Linked DNA regions of Homo sapiens: regions 1, 2 and 3 are each linked to region 4. A link is an interaction called in ENCODE POLR2A ChIA-PET data of the cell type or tissue named here. Cell type or tissue: OCI-LY7. All regions are shown on one strand.

Evidence for each region. Peaks named below come from ENCODE experiments on the same cell type or tissue, not always from the same donor. Only the 100,000 strongest peaks of a DNase experiment are listed, where the experiment ranks them.
Region 1: POLR2A ChIA-PET joins it to region 4 with 5 read pairs; 3 of 35 experiments call an interaction of 5 or more read pairs at or near these places.
Region 2: POLR2A ChIA-PET joins it to region 4 with 5 read pairs; 1 of 35 experiments calls an interaction of 5 or more read pairs at or near these places.
Region 3: POLR2A ChIA-PET joins it to region 4 with 6 read pairs; 1 of 35 experiments calls an interaction of 5 or more read pairs at or near these places.

What each region holds. Positions count from the first base shown.
Region 1 is chr3:31,829,076-31,834,075 of GRCh38, reverse strand. OSBPL10 (oxysterol binding protein like 10) reads left to right here. Exons shown (of 12, transcript NM_017784.5): 4 at 3,845-4,036. Among named protein-coding and RNA genes, the nearest start is that of OSBPL10-AS1, 130 kb to the right of the region's middle. In OCI-LY7, no CTCF peak of the experiment used is centred here; no DNase peak of the experiment used is centred here.
Region 2 is chr3:31,934,261-31,939,260 of GRCh38, reverse strand. The region is part of intron 1 of OSBPL10 (oxysterol binding protein like 10); the gene reads left to right. Among named protein-coding and RNA genes, the nearest start is that of OSBPL10, 45 kb to the left of the region's middle. In OCI-LY7, CTCF peaks have their summits at 1,557 and 1,763; a DNase peak (open chromatin) is centred at 4,356; H3K4me3 peaks cover 1,256 bases; H3K27ac peaks cover 4,958 bases.
Region 3 is chr3:31,943,995-31,948,994 of GRCh38, reverse strand. All of the region lies in intron 1 of OSBPL10 (oxysterol binding protein like 10), which reads left to right. Among named protein-coding and RNA genes, the nearest start is that of OSBPL10, 35 kb to the left of the region's middle. RefSeq lists enhancers at 1,465-2,066, 2,067-2,669. In OCI-LY7, no CTCF peak of the experiment used is centred here; DNase peaks (open chromatin) are centred at 1,214, 2,354, 3,624, 3,724 and 5 weaker places; H3K4me3 peaks cover 4,201 bases; H3K27ac peaks cover 5,000 bases.
Region 4 is chr3:32,024,879-32,029,878 of GRCh38, reverse strand. It overlaps a transcript of OSBPL10 not described here. Among named protein-coding and RNA genes, the nearest start is that of ZNF860, 46 kb to the right of the region's middle. In OCI-LY7, no CTCF peak of the experiment used is centred here; DNase peaks (open chromatin) are centred at 3,118 and 3,958; H3K4me3 peaks cover 1,539 bases; H3K27ac peaks cover 3,738 bases.

The DNA of each region.
Region 1 (5,000 bases), 200 kb after region 4:
GATTACCTGTGGGATTTATGAAGGGTAAGACTTTTTTGCTCATGTTTATCCTGAAAGAAGGCATGGATGTGAATTACACTGTGAAAATCCCCAGTTAATGGAAAATTAAAGGTTTTTTGACTCAAAGTTACTGCTTGTAAATTCAAATGACAGCCATTAAGTAATTACGATCATGGTTTTAGACATCCACCGTGGAATAATTTTGCTCTTGGGTGAATCTGATTTATTGCCATTCATGGTGATACTGCTACAGGCAAAGGTGTCTATTGCCAGAGCTGTCTTCCTCACTGATTTCTGAAGAGTCCTCATTTCTACTCAGAATTAGAAGAGAGAGAGAGTGTGTGTGTGTGTGTGTGTGTGTGTGTGTGTGCGTGTGCGTGTGCGTGTTTTCCCTACAATCTTGATATTTAATGGCTGACCCTGTAAGTATTTAATTATGTTTTGGGCTTCTGACCAGTCTGACCTTGTAGAAAATAAGAAGGTCAGTGACTCAGCGACTGCTTATGATTTTGTGCTAAGCAACTTCTTAACATTTTAAAAATCCATAAGGTTTTCATTGTTCAAGTTTTCAGTGATATTAAGAAACAAACTTTGTCCATGCAGCTTCTGCATGTCAGGCACTGTGCTAAGTATTGTATATGCATAATCTAATTTAAACTTCATGGTGACTTTTAAGGGTCAATATTATTATTTCTCTTTTTAAAGATTAGGAAATTGATGTTTAATGAGAAAACTTAAATAACTCACCCCAGATCACATGGCAAGAGCAGGGGTTTGGTAGGGGAGGAGTGGGGGGATAGAGGTGTGTGTATGAAGAATGAAACTTATCTGTCTGGCTTCAAAGCCCAGGGAAAAATCTGCCTTTTCCTGGACTGGAATAAGCCTCGCTGACAGTCAAAATATATTTCAGTGGACTCTTAATACTTAGGCAAATTTACTGTTATTAAAGAAATATCCTCTTTCTCCCTCTACTCTCCAAGTGAAAAGATTGAAGCTGAAAGTAGGTGATTATTATATGGTTATTTCCTATCTTTATCTGCATTCCAATTCATTATGTCCAAGTCAAATCCAGAGAATCTTTACAATCTGCGGTATTTCAAGGTAAACCCAAACTCTGATTTCTACCCTGGCTCTCGCCCCACTCCTTCATCCCCTGGTGATCTGTAAAACGATGGATCATTAACATTTAACAGTTTTTAGAGCTGTGCCTGTTAGCCGAGGCCTGAGGCTAAGACTACCTAGGGTATCCAGACTGTTGGGTTGCTATGTAGTGTGCTGCCTTGCCTGTCTAGCTTCCCAAAGCCTACTCAGGCTTCAGGCCCATCACCCTTGGAACATCCTGCCGTGATGAGATGAGCTCACTTCTTTGACATTTTCTGGCTGTATTGCCAAATTAGCCCCTGTTATGCACCATCTTGTAAGTGTGCATCTGTGTATGTTTCCCTCCGTCTGTCTCTGTATATGTGCATCTTACATCCCCAGCAATATTATAGGTATCTATGGTGAAAAACTGTCTCATACATTTTGTTTTCTTCCTGACACTACACAGTAGATATTTTCCTAGGCACATAGTAGGTATTCAGTAAATGTTTGAACTGTAGGAACTAGATGATTTCCACATTATCTAACTTGCCTTTTCTCAAGCTGAGATGAAGTATAGGAACAATTAGAATGTAAATTTTATGCAAAATTAAAATGTTTTCAATAGGGAATACATACGTATAGTTCAAAGTGAAAGAATATAAAAAGTAGACAGTGAAAAAATCTCCCCTCTTCACTGTTTCTATCCTCTCATTCCCTGCTTCTCCACAAATAAGCAGCCACTTTATAGTTTTATATGTATCCTTCCACAGTATGTTTGTTTTAAACAAATAATTTTCAACAAGCTAAATAACAAAAATACTTATTTACCTCATGTTGGAAAAGCTATATTTTGCATACTATAGATCAATTATGTGCCTTCCTTCACTTAACTGTATAGCTGAGAGATATTTCCAGATCAATTCATAGAGACCTCTCTCATTATTCTCTTACAGCTTGGTAGTATTCCATTACATAGATGTACCATAATTTATTTAACCTGTCCCATGCTGACGGACATTTGGGTTGTTTTCTGTCCTTTGCCATCAGGCATAGTGCTGCGGTGACTAACAGGGACATATAGCATTTCACCCAGCTGCAGGTATGTCTGGAGGATACATTCCCAGACACGGGATTGCTGGAGCCAGGGGGAGATGTGTTTGTATCTGTGATGGGTCTGCTGATTGCTGTTCTCAGGGTTTTGCCACCTTTTTTACCTCCACAAACTCGTTTCTCTGTGGCCCTGTTGACAGATTGTGTACTCAGACTTTTGAATTTTTGCCAATCTGATGAGTGAAAGATGGTTATCTAAAGTAGTTTGAATTTACATTTATCTTCTGAGTACAGTTGAACATATTTTCCTATGTGTTAAAAGCCATTTATATTTCTTTTTTTGTAAGCTGTCTTCATACCTTGGCCCATTTTAATAATTATTTCCAGCTCTACATTTTTCCTAGTTTATAGTTGGGCTTTGCTGGTGGTCGTAGTGGGGTATTTTGTTGGTCTGTTTGTTTCCTTTGCAGAAATTTCCAGTTTTTAGGTGATCAAATTTATCAAGCTTTTCTTTTTTCTTTTCTTTTTTTTTTTTTGAGACGGAGTTTCGCTCTTGTTGCCCAGGCTGGAGTGCAATGGCACGATCTCGGCTCACTGCAACCTCCGCCTCCTGGGTTCAAGTGATTCTCCTGCCTCAGCCTCCTGAGTAGCTGCGATTACAGGCATGTGCCACCATGCCTGGCTAATTTTGTACTTTTAGTAGAGATGGGGTTTCTCCATGTTGGTCAGGCTGGTCTTGAACTCCTGACCTCAGGTGATCTGCCCGCCTTGGCCTCCCAAAGTGCTGGGATTACAGGTGTGAGCCACCGCACCCGGCTAAGCTTTTGTGGTATAGCTTTTGGATTTCAAAGTGTTAGGCCCATGGTTATGTGTTTTCTTCTAGTACTGTTTGTTTTTCTTAAATCTTTGATCCATTCGAGATCTGTGATCTGAGAGATGAATCCAGCTTTGTTATTCAGATGGCTTCCCAGTTATCCCAACATTTACTGAAAAATTCATCTCCACTAAGTTGAGATGCCATCTTTATCATAAACTAGATTGTAATTTGGATTATATATTACCACAGGATGAAATGTAAACACTGGACTAACAAATGAGGAATACTTGGTGGACAGCTTAGTTCGTGCATATAGATGACATTATTAAGCACTTAATAAATTAAACAATTGTGATGTGCCAGGCCTTGGGGATATAAAGATGAGCATGAAAGCATCTCTTAAGAAAGTAACTGGATAATCAATATAATCTTGATGCAGTGGAATAAGAGCAGCAGAGAGGCCGAGAAAGCCAGGGAGATGCTTCACAGAGCAGAGAACACCATGCTGAGTTTGAAGGTTCAGCAGAGGCTGACCAGCCACAGAGGAAGGGCATTCTAGGAACAGGAAATAATAGGTAGAGAGGCAGAGCTCCATGAGCGTCCATGGTGTGTGGGTCGGGGACGGTGGGGGGCAGGATTTTGAATAGCTGTTCATGGCCATAGCGTAGGACAGGAAGCACAATTGGAGATGAAACCAGAAGGGCAGCTAAGGAAGGGCAGTTCAGTGAGTATCTGTGGGATTTGGGCATGCAGTGTTGTTATACCTCCTTCATACCTTCAGCTCCCTAAAGAGAGGAAGGGGAAAGATGAAGAGGTCCAAAATGAATAGAAGCCAACACTTAGTTGTGTTCTGCAGGTCAGTTGTTGAGTTTTGACACCTGTTGCTTATTCTAGAGTGCTCCAAGCTCCCGAAGCCGAAGTCTCACTTTGCTCCCACATGGAACACCCAATTCTGCGTCTCCCTGTAGCCAGAGACACCTCAGTGTGGGGGCCCCCGGTGTTGTCACAATCACGCATCACAAGTCGCCTGCAGCCGCCCGAAGAGCCAAGAGTCAGTATTCCGGCCAGCTTCACGAAGTCAGAGAGGTAGGCTTTGCTCTCCTACTAGGTTAAGCAGCCCCGGGGAGTTGGGGGCTGTGACAGTCGCTCTGCCGACTCCTCTTCCTTTGCGCCGTCTTGATTTATGGAGAGAGGACCAGCAGCAAACCTCCCAGCCACACGGCTGTGACGGTCCTTCCTGGTTTAAAAAAAGTTAATTGTTCCTATTTCTTAGGTTAAGTGAATTGTTAGGAGACTACTCTGAGAACTCGGAAAGCAGAGAAAGCAAGCCTACAAAAATATGGATGTAAATGAAGTACAGTTAAATCCACGCTCATAGCAAAGACTAGGCCAAACCTCATGGATAATAAGAAAATAACTTTGGGTGTTTTGAAACTCAGGAAGTGCTAGACATAACGCAGATACCCCCTGTTTTCTGCCCTGCTTCACTTTCTTTCTCTCCTCTCCTGCTTCCCCTCATAGACACACTCCAAGGGGAGGGTTGGGTAGTGAAAAGAATACTGTCCTTGAAGTCAGAAGACTTGTTTAAGAGCAAGTCTTCTGACAGCCCCGAACCTCAGTTTCTACACCTGTAAAATGGAAATAAAACAGGCTTTGCCAGCCTTCTCTGGGGAAATAGGATCATTTGTGACAATGAAAACTCTTTAATTGTGCCTTATAAAAGTGAGGCGAGGTTATGTTTAAATTTCGCTTTTGATGCACTGAGAAGTCATCAGTTTGGGGATCCCAGATCCTTAGTATCCCTGTCATCCTCTGCAGCTGTTATAGAGAACAGACTCTCAAATAAATGATGGTGGTTTTGGTTGCCTACTTCCTTTGAGTGCTGAGGTTTTTTGCTCTGCAGCTTACTTGGGTACAGACCAGTTTGCTTTCCTCTTAGAGAAAGTGGCAGGGCTCTTCCTCCGTGTCACACAGAATGAGACTCCTCGACTAGGGTCTTGCCGCTGCTTGAGTTAGCATGCGTCTGGCTTTAGTTTTTAAATGTCACAAG
Region 2 (5,000 bases), 91 kb after region 4:
AGGCAGGAGAATCGTTTGAACCTGGGAGGTGGAGGTTGCAGTGAGCCAAGATTGTGCCACTGCACTCCAGCCTGGGCGACAGAGTGAAACTCTGTCTCAAAAAAAAAAAAAAAAAAGGATGAGAGAGTCTTGGCACATTAAACTGAAAAGAGAGGGAAGTGTGAGAGCATAAGAGAGCATTAATGTAGTAGAGCAAATGCCTGGGAAGTCTAGTGTGGATAGAGTTCTGAGCTGGGATGCATGTTGATCTGAAGCAGGAGGAAGGACATTTATCCACTGAATGGGAAGGAAGACATTGATGGATACAGATGAAGGTGAGTTTGAGGGTGGGCAGGAAGTTGAAGGCGTTCTTGCTTTACTCTCTGTAAAGTAGGAGGTGAGGTTATCGTCTGAGAGTGGAGTTAGAGGAAGGGTTGATGGTGGACCCTGAGGCTTGGGCAAAGTCGAGGAGGTTTGAAAAAGCCTCTGGCCAGGCATGTTGGCTCACACCTGTAGTCTCAGCACTTTAGGAGGCTGAGACAGAGGATCACTTGAGCCTAGGAGTTCGAGACCAGCCTGGGCAGCATAGTGAAACCCCATTTCTACTTACCTGGGTGAGTTGGCGTGTGCCTGTAGTCCCAGCTACGTGGTAGGCTGAGGTGGGAGGATCACTTGAGTCCAGGAGGTCAAGGCTGCAGTGAGCCATGATCGCACCACTGCACTCCAGCCTGGGCGACAAAGTGGGCTCTATCTAAACAAACAAACAAACAAAAAACCCCACAAAAACTTCTGAGGGGAATGGAAAGAGAGCTCAACAGGTTTGCTGGACAGCTCTGAGGGTGTCCAGAATGGAGCCCCTGAATCTGTTATGCCATCTGCTGTTAATGGTTGTGTGGTTTTCTCCTTGGTGTTGAGTATCCTGAGGAGAGGAACAGAGAAGGTGATAGGTAGAAGGATCTGGGGTTGGGATTTGGTTGAGTGAGTGTTTAAGAGAGTGTGAGGGAGTTGAGATCATTGGTTAGTGGGCAGTTGATGTAGGATGGAGGAGAAAGGAGATGTAGACAGAAGAGGCCTGTCAGAGAAGAAGAAAATAGAGGTGCTAGCAAATTGGAGCATCAGAAGAGATGGAAGAGTTGGTGTGGTGGGAGAGGTGGCATGAGAGATCTCAGGGAAGGAGTTCGTAGGGTCAAAAGGAAATGCAGTGAGATGTTTGGCAGGTACTGTCAGAGTTGGAGCCATTCTGAGTAGTGATGGGAAAGCCACGCTAGGTCTTTGGGAGGAAGACAGTAACACCAAGAAGGAGGTTACAGAATGAGGTCAAGGAACTAATTGGGCAGTGTGCTTGGTGGATTCTAAGGTCATTTGGAATGACTGCTGGACTTGGTGACTCAGGGAGGACTGAACCAGGGGAAAAGGTCTTCAGCGAATGAGATAGAATGATTGAGAGACATGGAGGTAAATTTTACCCAAGAGTGGAGGAGTCTTATATTGGAAACAGCTTTGGGCAATAAGGAGAAGCTACAATGTGCTTCCATCAAGAGTTCCAGGTTTCAACCAAGATAAGAAGAGAGGTTGGGGGAAGGGTGGTCCCAAGAGGTTCAGTACAAAGGTGTAGGAGGGTGGGGATCCAAGGGAAGTTTTGGACTGTGGGTGTGATATTGTGGGAAAGGGTCGGGGGTCTGGGGGCAGGAAGGGGCTTGAACTTTGGACAGGACTGAAAGGCATGATGGGGGTGAGTGGCTGTATTGTTCTTCTAGCTCCCCTGCTGGCTAGGAGGAGCCAGTCTTCTCTTTGGAAGCAATTTGAGAAGTGCTCTGCTGGACCTAAATTGATGCTGTCCAAATTTCTGCCTTGAGGCAAGTTGGCTATGCCTTCTCGGATGAGTAATTTCAGCCCCTAAAGAGTATAGCAAATCCATATAACCAAGAGTTGGCAAGAAAAGGCTCTTTATGACATTTGAGTGTTTCATGTTCCTCTGACTTTCTTTCTTTTTTTTTTTTTTTGAGCCTGAGTGTCTCTTGCCCAGGCTGGGTGCAGTGGCGCAATCTCGGATCACTGCAACCTCTGCCTCCCAGGTTCAAGTGATTCTTCTGCCTCAGCCTCCTGAGTAGCTGGGACTACAGGCACATGCCACCATGCCCAGCTAATTTTTGTACTTTTTAGTAGAGACAGGGTTTCACCATGTTGCCCAGGATGGTCTTGATCTCTTGACCTTGTGATCTGCCTGCCTCAACCTCCCAAAGTGTTGGGATTACAGGCATAAGCCACTGCACCCAGCCATTCCTCTGACTTTCTAGAGGCCTGTTTACTGGAAGAGTGAATAATCTCAACTGCTTCTTTTTTTTTCCTGGTATCTAGAAAGCAGAAAGATAAGAAGACTCCTTGGGGTTTCAGTTCCATTCAGTGCCTTGGTTACACGGTGTGATAAGTCATGTCTGGTTCTTGAAAGTCAGCAGTGAATAAGCCTTTCCCAGTGTAGAGCATAGGGTTCCTTTGGGGAATTTAAACACATTTTTCTTTAATGGCTGAAATGAAGTGTGGCTCTTTTCATGGAAGTTTTATGTATTTGACCTATTTAATTTTTTTTTCTTCAGGAAATAAAAAATGCCACTTTCTTACTTCCCTTCCAAAACAGACAACCACTGACTTTTCTTGGCAAGGAGATACCTGTGTGTGTCATGGAAATGGATGGTGTTTGGAAATGTGAAAAATGTAATTTACTTTTTCTTTTCACCATTGAAGTGGATTAAAAGAAGTGAATATTTTAATGGAACTGGATATGATAAATGTCTTTCTTGTGAAAGCTTTAGAATCAGAATGAAAAATTATGTTTTGATTTTTCCCTATAAATATGCACATTTATTCTTGGAAGTAATACTAGAGTCTGTTTGTTACAGCATTTAGCTAACATGAGGTTTCAAAGGACAGTCATTTTGTACAGATTGAATACAAAATATGCAGAAGGGACTGCCTCAGTAAATAAATGCTAAGCCCTAGGTTGTTTTGGTAGTATTTTAAGAAAATAAGAGTTGCTGGTGTACCTTAAAGAATGTAAGAGAGAATAAAAAGAAAACAAAAATGAAAATAGGAGAAAGAAAAATTATTAAAGCATGAGAGGCTGAAGCAAAGAATGAGTGAAACCTTAGAGAAGCTCAGGAATGGACATTTAAAGACCAGTGGGGAATGTTAGAACAGAGGGGAGTTACATAAGGAAATGACAGTTCAGGAGTTGAGAAGGGATGGTGAAGAGGAGAAGGGGGTATGGCCCAACCTGTAAAAGCATAAAGTGGAAAGATAAAGGATTTTTCTCACTAGAATGGTGACTTTACATAAAAAGTAAAAACATATCAGATCCTGCTTGTAGAATTTTGTTATCACTTCAGCAATTTTATTTCCAGAACCCCTTGCTTAAACGCAACCTATTTCCTTTCCCTTTCTACATATGAAAACCAATTATTTTGGCCGGGTGCGGTGGCTCATGCCTGTAATCCCAGGACTTTGCGAGGCTGAGGTGGGTGGATCACAAGGTCAGGAGTTCCAGACCAGCCTGACCAACATGGTGAAACCCCGTCTCTACTAAAAATACAAAAATTAGCCGGGCGTGGTGGGGGTCACCTGTAATCCCAGCTACTTGGGAGGCTGAGGCAGGAGAATCGCTTGAACCCAGGAGACAGAGGTTGCAGTGAGCCAAGATCATACCACTGCACTCCAGCCTGGGCGAAAAGAGTGAGACTCTGTCTCAAGAAAAAAAAGAAAAAAAAAAAAAATCTATTTCATAGGAGTAGATTTTTTTTTCTTCTTTTAGTTCCCAAAGCAGCATTTCCCAGGATGAATTGCACCAAATGCTGTTTCAACAGGCTGTTCAAAGGAAATAAAGAATTTTATGTTCAAATAACTTTGAGAAATACTGTATAAAAAAAAAGTTTAACATGTTTATTTACTGCACAGTTCTCAGATCCCTTAACATCAAATATGTATTTTGAATTTCTAAGATAAATGGTCTCTCTTATCTAATGGAATTCTGGTTTTGCTCTGGGTGGCAAAAATTATAGTTAAAAATTCTCATCTCCCCAGACTCCCCTGTTGCCAAAGGTGACACAGTAGCAGCCAGTGAAATATAAGTAGAAGTGGTTGCAGGGCAGAGGCTTCCAGGAGAGCTTCGGTTTCTTGATAAACAGGATCTGTGAGGCTGGCACACAACTTTCCCATTTCCCTTCCCACCTTCCTGTATGAAGGGGATGTAGCAATCTTGTCCCAGGAAGGCCAAGCGCTAAGAGTTGCAAATCAGAAAGATTGAAGGGGTTCTTGATGGCTTCTTGCAACTACTCTACCAGCCTTGGAGTTTCTATCTTTGGACTGGTTGCTTTAGTAGAAAAATAGAGCCCCGATTGTTTAAACTACTATGGGTAAGTTTCTATGACATGCAGCTGAATGCAATTGTAACTCATACCAGGGTGATATATAGTAAGCAGTAATTGTGCTTATGTTAACCGTGGATATCCAATTTTTTTTCCTTTAAACTATTTAGAAGAGTCTTTGGGAAATGCTACGTTTATGAATAGAAATGTAGTAATATAGTCAGCCTTTTTTTTTCTATAAAAATGAATTTTCTCTTGGGAGGCCGAGGCGGGTGGATCACCTGAGGTCAGGAGTTTGAGACCAGCTTGGGAAACATGGTGAAACCCCATCTTTACTAAAATACAAAAAATTAGCTGGGTGTGGTGGCAGGCACCTGTAATCCCAGCTTCAGGAGGCTGAGGCAGGAGAATCCCTTGAACCTGGGAGGCGGAGGTTGCAGTGAGCCGAGATTGTGCCATTGCACTCCAGCCTGGGCGCCAGAGCGAGACTTTGTCTCCAAAAAAAAAAAAAAAGAATGAATTTTCTGATGGTCTTTGACTATGAAATTTGGGTTTAAAATTTTGGGCTTTTCCTTTGCCTTTTCCCCACACAGATGAAGTTTTTGCTTCCTTTTTTTTTGTTGTTGTTGTTTTTTAAATGGGCCAGGCTGATCTTGAATTCCT
Region 3 (5,000 bases), 81 kb after region 4:
GGCACCTTACCAAACACCTGCTCCCTTTTCTCTGAATAATCAAATAGTCTTTTATTACAAAGTTAATTTCGCTACTCTGGAATTTACTTATTTGGCCCTGCATTACCATAGAGGTACTCTCTAACTCCATCATGGATGGTGGGGGCTCCAGCCATGATTCTGAAGTTCTCCTTAAGTCAATTCCTTCTTGAATGTCTTGGTCCAGATTGTACACACTGTACAGAAAACTTGATTTGGGGGCCTTTTCCAATTTCTTAGCTATGCTTTAGTGGAAAGGAAAGGCAAAGAAATACTTCTTGGAAAATTAAAACTGCTTAGCAACACTCCTGGGGTGCATTGAATGCACACGATGAAATCTGGAAAGTAAAACGTGAAACTTTATAAAGTCAGCATAAAAAGCACCATAAAAATTGGAGGAAAGTTGTTAGTTATATGACGGAGGATGACTGCCCGTTTATTGCTCGAGTGTGGTCGTGGAGATTCACTCTGAGGCTAAAGTGCTCTTAGGCAGAAGGTAGGTGGAACTGCAGGCTGCTGCTTGCAATAGGGAACAATAAACCCAGTTACTTGGGAGGTAAGCCTTCAGTCTGGGTTGTAAAATTATACTCCATGCTCAAGGCTTTTCAGAGGTGCTCAACCACCTTGTACAGATGAGTTTTTTAACTTCCTGGATGGTTTCCAGAGAGATGGAAAGATGAAAAGACTCATAATGATGAATGGCCCTTCCCTCTTTCCCTGCATGTATATTGTTCTGCTGGACTTCTAGAATGGACTCTGTCCATTGTGGATGTTGCTGGTGCCCTGCACAGATCCCCTTTACTGGGTCAGGGCACCCAGCCCTTGACTAATTGAGGGAGTTAGCTGCTAATACTTCATGCCTGTACCTTTCACTGGAAGATTCTGCCCTGCAGGGGAGGAACCCTCTAGCCTGGAGGTGACTGGGAGGTAACCTGCATCCTCCACTCTGGTGTGACCTTGTACCCAGTGACTGACATCACTTAGTGAAGTCAACGATTGGGAGTATCAAACCCAATCCCCTGCTTCCTGGCAGCACAAACTTTGTACAGTTTACTTCAGAGCTTTTTGTGGGATCAGACGGAGGCTGGGCTTATCTCAACTCCTATGCAGTTTCCCTCACCTTCTTCCAGTTTCTCCGGATCCTGAGAGCACTTCCTCAAGCACTCATTTGCATAGGAGTCGCCACATCAGGCTCTGCCTCCAGGGAATATGACCTAACACAGATTCTTTATCTATTTTTCTCCTCCAGCCTGTCATACTGTGCTCAGCGTGTGGAGTGTTTCCACAGGAGTCTTCCGTGATCTGTTAGGTTCTTTTGAGGGCTTGTTTCATGTGTTGGTCATCTTTAGACTTCCACCAAACCTCCCAACCCCATGCCCTGCCTGAGTACCTTCTCAGTGCTGTCGCAGGAATTGTGGAGTAGGGGAAGGTGGCATATGCAGAGGCCAAGAGGAGCTGGTAGGGGACTTCTGATGTTGGTGTAAGATCTGCCATTGGTAATTTGGACACTCGCTATAGGCAGGCAGAGGACAAAGCATGCTTCCGCCTTTGTGAGGAGGATAGCATTCCAATTTTTCAGCCTTAGTGATGCTGTGGGAACTGCTGTTCAGCTGAGTTGGGTGGAGGAATTGGCACCTCCAGCTTTGGTGATGTGCTGTGTGCTTAGGGACAGCCTGGGCCGAGGGTTGACCTTGTTCGTGCCTAGATCCAGAGCTGCTACACTTCTGCAGATGGGATCCTGGTCTCTATGTCTCCCCTACTCACCCTTACCTTCCAGTAACTGCTCCCCATCCTTTATTTTTTGTGTTGGCCCAGTGTTTCTGATGTCCACTGAGTTGTCAGAGCCTGAAATTTAGTGAATCATTCTGATTACTGCTGTGTCTCGTTCTCTAGTATCTAACCAGCCACTGAGGCATAGCTGCCTTTCTGGTCTGCTCCCTCCTGCCTTTGTCTCTTCTGATAACTGCTCGTCTCATTTGTCAGTATCTAACAGCCACTGAGCCGTAGCTGCCTCTCTGGTCTGCTCCTCCTGCCCTTGTCTTTGTTTCGATGCTCCTTGCATCTGGTCTGGACTCCCACGATCATCTTCTTAAGGCCTCCCTGAGCCCAAGCTCCTCTTCTTCTAGGCACCTCAACACCATCTCCATGGTAACTTTTCTAAAGCATGCAACACTAAAAACTCTTGGGTGACTTCCTGTGACCTCCAAAGGAAGTCTCAGCTCTGCTAGAATGGGACCAAAGCCCAGCTCCACCTTGAACTTGTGTCATAGCCTTGCTTCTTGTTCCCTCTCCTTAGCCGGGCAGATGCCTTGTCCTTTGATAAAGGCTTCCTGTCACCTCCTGAGGGCTCTTGTGCTTTTCGCAGGTGGATGCCATTACCTTTACCGCTGTGCCTCCCGCAATTGCTCTGTTCACACGCTGTCCGCCATCTGCCTGCAAGGGCCCAGGCAGGGTCTTACTCATCATTATGTCATTGCTTCAATAGAAGCCTAATATTTTGTACATAGTAGTCAGGAAGGAAACGACTTAAAAAATTCTTAATTTTTCTTAATACAAGGGTTTTTTTTTTTTTTGATAAAAAACAACTTAATAAAATTCTTAATTTTTCTTAAATTCTTAATTGATTTCTAATTTTTTTGTTATTATTGAAAAAGTAAAAAACTTGAGTTCCCCCTTTTCATTAAAAAACTTAGTAGTGGCTGGGTGCAGTGGCTCACGCCTATAATTTTAGCACTTGGGGAGGCTGAGGGGGGTGGATCACCTGAGATCAGGGGTTCGAGACCAGCTGGCCAACGTGGTGAAACCCTGTCTCTACTAAAAATACAAAAATTAGCCGGGCATGGTGGCACGTGCCTGTAATCCCAGCTACTCAGGAGGCTGAGGCAGGAGAATCACTTGAACCTGGGAGGCGGAGGTTGCAGTAAGCCGAGATCATGCCATTGCACTCCAGCCTGGGCAACAAGAGTGAAACCCATCTCAGAAAAAAAAAAGCATAAACCAAAACTTAGTAGTGTCTGTTGATTCAGGCAATCCCTAATGGCAAGAGGTTCTCTGAATTGAGTAATGCCTTAAGTAGTTTGGATTTTTTTAGTCATAATAGGATCTGCAGATGTTTGGCCAGTAACCCTATTTGTATGCATGATACGTTATTCGTACCAGACCAGGGGTCACAGGCTCAAATATTCTCCAGGTCTCAGGCTGTGTCACAGAAACAAGGGTGTCAGAAAAGCAGTATAAACCCCTCTGGTCAAGGGCTGCTGACCTCTGCTTTGGCATCCTGAGCGTCTGGAGAAGGTGGGAGCATGGAGACCTGAGAGTGCATCACATCTGACAGGGCAGCTGCTTCTCAGCTATGGCCTATGGTTGCCGTGTAGTGAATGGACCCCATGTTGAGATCCTTGGATATTGCAAGAGAAACTAGAGATGTAGATTTGTGTGAGAAGCTGTCTTAATTTTTAAAGATTGTCAACTGATTCAAAACAATTTTTAAAGCCAAAAATAAAAACAATGAACAAACCAAAGCCTGATTCTGGTCAAAGCAAGTGGGCTTGAGGGCTGGATCGTATGTCACTGACTGACTTTTGTTTTGAGGCTTCCGGTCCAGATAGTGTCCCTAGAGCATATTTGTGGTGACTTTGGGAGCCCCATGTCACTGGTGTTGACTTTGGGGACTGTAACTTTGGACCAGAGTCCTAGTGGCAGGAATTTGACGCCTTGTTTGCTGATGAGGGAGGGAATTTTAGGTAATTTTCTCCTCCCAAAATGACCCTGGCACCCCTTTTGTTAGCATGGCTTGTTCCTTCCTGTTTTTTTTTTTTTTTTTTTTTGAGACGGAGTCTTGCTCTGTCGCCAGGCTCGAGTGTAGTGGTGCAATCTTGGTTCACTGCAACCTCTGCCTCCCAGGTTCAAGTGATTCTCCTGCCGTGGCCTCCCGAGTAGCTGGGACTACACATGTGTGCCACCACGCCCAGCTAATTTTTGTATTTTTAGTAGAGACGGGGTTTCACTATGTTGGCCAGGATGGTCTCAATCTCTTGACCTCAGGATCTGCCCGCCTCAGCCTCCCAAAATGTTGGGATTACAGGCATAAGCCACTGTGCCTGGCCTTTTTTTTTTTTTTTTTTTTTTTTTTTTTTTTTTTTTAAAGAGAGGGGGTCTTGCTCTGTTGCCCAGTTTGGAATGTAGTGGTGCAATCATAGCTCACTGCAACCTTAACTCCTGTACCCACTCTTTTCATGTGAAGCAACCAGATTGGCTGATGGATGTGCTGGGAAGAAGGTGTCTCCAAGGAGATGAGTCAGTGCCACAGCACTGTATTATAGGCATTATGTATTATAGGCATTAGAGTTGTCCTTAGTCTATTCAGGCTTGTATAAAAAGGACAAAGGGAAAATTTAGGGATGGGGACAGCTATCAGGAAGGTGGTGGTTTTACATAAATCTTTCTCTCCACATGTCCATATGTAAATATATCCATGCTTTAGCAGGCCTGTTAGTTTAAAATATGGATTGCCATTTGAAAACTTGACATTTTCCTAGATGTCTTGAACCTTAGTTCATCTAGCCTGGCCACATCATTTAATAGAAAAGATAATTGCTAACACATGGTTTACCAGTTTGGAAGCTGTTCTTTTATATTTTATGATTATATAATTAATTTATTTTTACATTTAAAAAAGCTGCTTATTTTTGCTGGTAGAAATATAGATTGGTATGACTTTTATGGAAGACAAATAGGTAATCTTTATCAACAGCCTTAGCAATGGTTATATTGTTTGATGCAGTGATTCTACTTGTTGTAAGATATGCTAAAATAGTAATCAAAGAAGTGCAGAAGAAATAATTCATGAAAATGTTCATTGCTGTGTTATTTATGACCACAGAAAATATGCAACAGCCTAAATTGGGGAATAGTTAATAAAGTTATGCTTTATCTATCTGATGAAATATTATTCATATATTAAGTGTTGTTTCTAAAGAACT
Region 4 (5,000 bases):
GAGCTATGAGAGACATAAAGAAGCTGCAATCACTGTCCTGTGCCCCATTATGTGGCAAATAAAAACTATGTGTCTTTACGTGGTTTCTCTGGCTCTACCTGAGATATTTTCCCCTCTAGGGAATGGACATTGGTTACAGTGAGATGATGCATTTTCATCTTATTTTTATTGGCTCTCTTTTCATGAGTATTAGATTCCTTGGTAGTCAAGCTGAACTCCCTAAGAGGAAACACTAGGTCAGTGAAGTATATCAATGGCCTTTATAAGAACATGATGTTGATTCATGATTGCGAGACTTGCATTAGGGTTTGCCTTGCTCATATTGTTACCGGCAGAACATATCCGTATCTGTACAGGTCTGCAGCAACCTCAATTCTTGCCTCCTCAGAAGAAAGGATTTCACTGAGGGGGATAATGCAGAAGGAGAGACTGGGGCAAGTTTCTGAGCAGGAGTGAAAGTTTATTAAAAAGCCTTAGAACACCAACATGGCACATGTATACATATGTAACAAACCTGCACGTTGTGCACATGTACCCTAAAACTTAGAGTATAATAATAATAAAATAAAATTAAAAAGCCTTAGAACAGGAATGAAAGGAAGGAAAGTACACTTGGAAGAGGGCCTGGCAGGCAACCTGAAAGGCAAGTGTGTGGTTTGACCTTTTGACCTGGGGTTTTATATGTTGGCATACTTCTGGGGTCTTGAATTTCTTCTTTCATCCCACTTACCTAACTCCTGAGAGCTTATCAGGAAACTGCTGATCACCAGTTTCAGGTGTTACCTATTATGAGGCTGCCTTTCACTGGTGCCGGCTGTGACCAATTATTACCGTAGCAGGGCAGTTAACAACAGCCTGACCATCACCTGATGGCCACCCAACATTCCTGGTGTGTGTGTGTGTGTGTGTGTGTGTGTGTGTGTGTGTGTGTGTGTGTGTGTGTGTGTGTGTCCTGACTAGCTACCTACTGTAACAATATCTGTAAGTAGATGTTTGAAATAATCTTAGAGATTAGAGTCATGAGTTTTGGAGGGGACAAATATTCAAACCTTCCATGTTCTCTCTTTTCTTCTACCTTCCATCAATTATTTCTCACAAAAGGGGCAGATTTCTTAGCCATAGAAAAGGAAAGATGACAAAAATGAAGAGGATACCAAACAAGTTAAAATATAAAACAGGAGAGCAAGAGAGTCTATGGATACCAGAAGTTTCCAAACTCCTTAAAGAGCATAAAATGTAAAACCCACCTCTTTGTAACATTTCTTCCTATTTAAGAAAAGAGGAGAAATCAGTTTCATATTGCAATTTGATGTGTATATTGTGTGTGTATATGTGTATGTATGTATCCAAAACACAGATTTTACAAATCAATACTTGTGATGCATACTATTATCTATTCTGTGATTGATGGCTGGGATTTAAAGGTTGAAGTAAAGAGCCAAGATGACTTCTGGTCTTTGGTTTAAGCAATTGGGTTGGGTGGTAGTACTGTTTACTGAGATAGAGAAAATGCAAGAGGAAATGTTTTGAAAGTTTAGAGAGAAGAAAGTGAATGAAATAATGATTTCTGATTTGGCCTTTTATGTTTGAGTTCCTTAGTATAGTGGTTCTCAGACATTTTGACTGATCCTCAGTACATTTGACATGAAGACCAAGTTGACAGGCACACATTTATGTCTGTAACACATACATTTATATCTATGAGTATGCACATGTGTATGTCCTCCTCCTTTAGCAGGAGCAACAAGAGCTCTGGCCTGAGATGGGGGTTGAAAGATGCCATCTTAAGAGAGGACTCAATGAAGTGTTAGGGCCATCATGAACAAGAAAGAAGTTCTCAATGTTTTCCTCATTTCCAGGTGGCACTCACTTCCAGAACCCAATGGCTAGTTATTTTGAAAAGACCAAGGCAGTGAATGTATTGGAGACAGTTGTTCCAGTCTCTCCATTCCTCTATCAGGAAAGATCAAGAAGGAAGAAGCTCAAGGTCTTCTCTTGCTTTGAGAAAAGCTAAATTGTGGAGTCTGAAGGGTGACCTCCATTTCTTGCTTAAAGTCTGAACACCCCTGCCCCTAACACATGCAAACCTGGGCACAGTGATGTGCACCTGTAGTCCCAGTTACTCTGGGGACTTGGGCAAGGGAATCACTTGAGCCCAGGAATTTGAGTCTGTAGTGGCTATTCATAGCCATAAATAGCCTGGCAACATAGTGAGACCCTGTCTGTTAAAATAAAAAATAAAAATAAAATCTGAACACATTCAATTTTATTGATTAATTAAAAATGATTTTGAGTTAAACTTACTGAAAAATAATTGGAAAAGTTTAGCAAACACTTATTTCCAACATCAAGAATTATTAATTGTTAACATTTGTCTTATTTGCTCCTAGTCTTTTCTTTGATGAATATAAAACATTATGGATAAAGCTAATGTCCCCTTGAATCATCACCTCAATCCCATTCCTCTCCCCTTCTCTGTGCCATCACTTCAGTTAGCATTTATGAATTTGATCTGCATCTTCTGACCCATATTTCATTGTTTTCCTACATAATTATAGCCAAGATATAGTATTCGCATTTTTAAGATTAATAAACCAAACATCGCATGTTCTCACTCATAAGTGGGAGTTGAACAGTGAGAACACATGGACACAGGGAGGGGAACATCACACACTGGGGCCTGTCAGGGGGTCGGGGGCAAAGGGAGGGAGAGCATTAGGGCAAATACCTAATGTAGATGATGGGTTGATGGGTGCAGCAAACCACCATGGTATGTGTATACCTATGTAACAAACCTGCATGTTCTGCACGTGTATCCCAGAACTTAAAGTATAATAATAAAAAAAAGAAAAAAAAAGTAATAAATGACTCCTCCACTGGCCACGGCTGTTATTTAGCAAGCTAGGGTCCTAGCATTCAAAGTTATGTCCTCTCTGAGTGAGAACAGACTTTCTGAGGGTGAGGAGATGGTGACTGTGCAAATCTGTATGGATGCCAGTGCAGGCATCTTTGGCCCAGGATGGAGGGCTGTTTCTGAGGAAGTGAAGTGGGCTCTATGGGGAACTGCAGTTCATGCCCGTTTCCTCAGCTTAGAGCTGTCTCAACTAAAAGTAGTAAAAGCTGTTCACCACCTGCAAAATGCAGCTGTGTGGGCTATTTTGAAACAAAGAGAGCGTTAGTATGGCGGTCATTTCCCCAGATCTCTCTTGGTTCACTAGGCAAAAGGTAATGCAGATATTAACGGTAGGGTTTTCTGCGTCTTTCTCTCCCGGCCATTGCTGTGTGTGGTAGGAGGCATCCTGTTGCAATATACATTTAGGGTTTTTTTAGAACCATATAGTTCCTTTAAGGGTTCCTTTAATCATATCAATCTGGATTGTAAGTTGAAGCTAACAGTCCTCCAGCTATAGTAAGAAGAAAGACATTCCTCAAAGAATATTATGGCTTAGCCGGGCATGGTCACATGAACCTATAATTCCACTGCTTTGGGAGGCAGAAGGATTGCTTGACACCAGGAGTTTGAAACTAGCCTGGGCAACACAGTGAGACCCTATCTCTATATAAAATTCAAAAAGTTAGCTGGGCATGGTGGCTCATGTCTGTAGTCCTAGCTACTTGGGAGGTTGAGGCAGGAGGACCACTGAGCCTAGCAGTTTAAGGTTACAGTGAACTATGATTGTGACATTGCACCCCAGCTTGGGGCACAGAGTGGGATCCTGTCTCAAAAAAAAATCTATATATCTCTATCTCTATCTCTGTCTCTATCTCTATCTCTATCTATCTATCATCTATCTATCTATCTATCTATCTATCTATCTATCATCTATCTATCTATCTATCTATCTATCTATCTATCTATCTATCTATGTCTGTATATATAAAGGCTCCATATATCATGTTTAGCCAGAGACTTTGGCATGTATAGCAAAGACCAGAGCAGGTCTGAGCCATCCACACAACCCTGGCTGATGGAGTCTGTGTGTGTGTGCAGCGGATACTCAAGAAAGCCTGATGGCTCTGCTAGACCAAGAAAAGAAGAGACACAAAATCAGGAATGAAAGAGAGGACATTACTACTGACCTTATAGAAGTAAAATGAATTGTAAGGGAATATTATGAATAACTGTTAGACAGCAGATGAATTAGACAAATTCCTAGGAAGATGTAAATTACTGGCTTGGAAAAAATAGAAAAGCTTGATAGACCTACAAGTAAAGAAATTGAACTGGCTTCCCACAAAGAAATGCTCATGCCCAAATAACTTCCCTAGTGAATGCTATCAAATATTTAAATAACAAATACTAGTAGCTTACAAGTTCTTTCAGAAAATAGAGGAGGAAGGAACACTTCCCAGCTCATTCAATGAGGGCAGCATTAACCTGATACAAAAGCCAAAGATGACATGAGAAGAGAAAACTACAGACCAATATTCCTCATGAACATAGGCCCCAAAATTCTTAATAAAATCCTATCAAACCAAGGTCAGCAACATAAAAAAAGGATCATATACCATGACCAATAATATCCCAAGAAATGCAATATTCCTGTATCCCAGAAATGCAAGGTTGAATTAACATTCAAAAATCAATTAATGTGATATACCATATTAATAAAAGTCAAAACTGATATGATCATCTTCACAGATGCAGAAAAAACATTGGAAGAAATTCAGCACCAATTCATGATAAAAACCCTCATCAAACAAGATAGAGGGGTCCTTCCTCATTCTGATAAAGGCATCTACAAATAACCTAGGGCTAATATCATATTTAATGGTGTAGGACTGAATGTTTTCCTCCTAAGATCATGAACAAGGTGAGACTGTCTACTCCCACCACTTCTGTTCAGCTATATACTGGAGGTTCTAGCCAGTATAATGAGGCCAAAAATAAAAAAGACATCCATGTTGCAAAAGAGAAGTAGGACTTTTTAAATTCACAGATGATATAATCCTTTATGTAGAAAATTGGAAGAAATTCACAAAAACACAAATCTAGAACT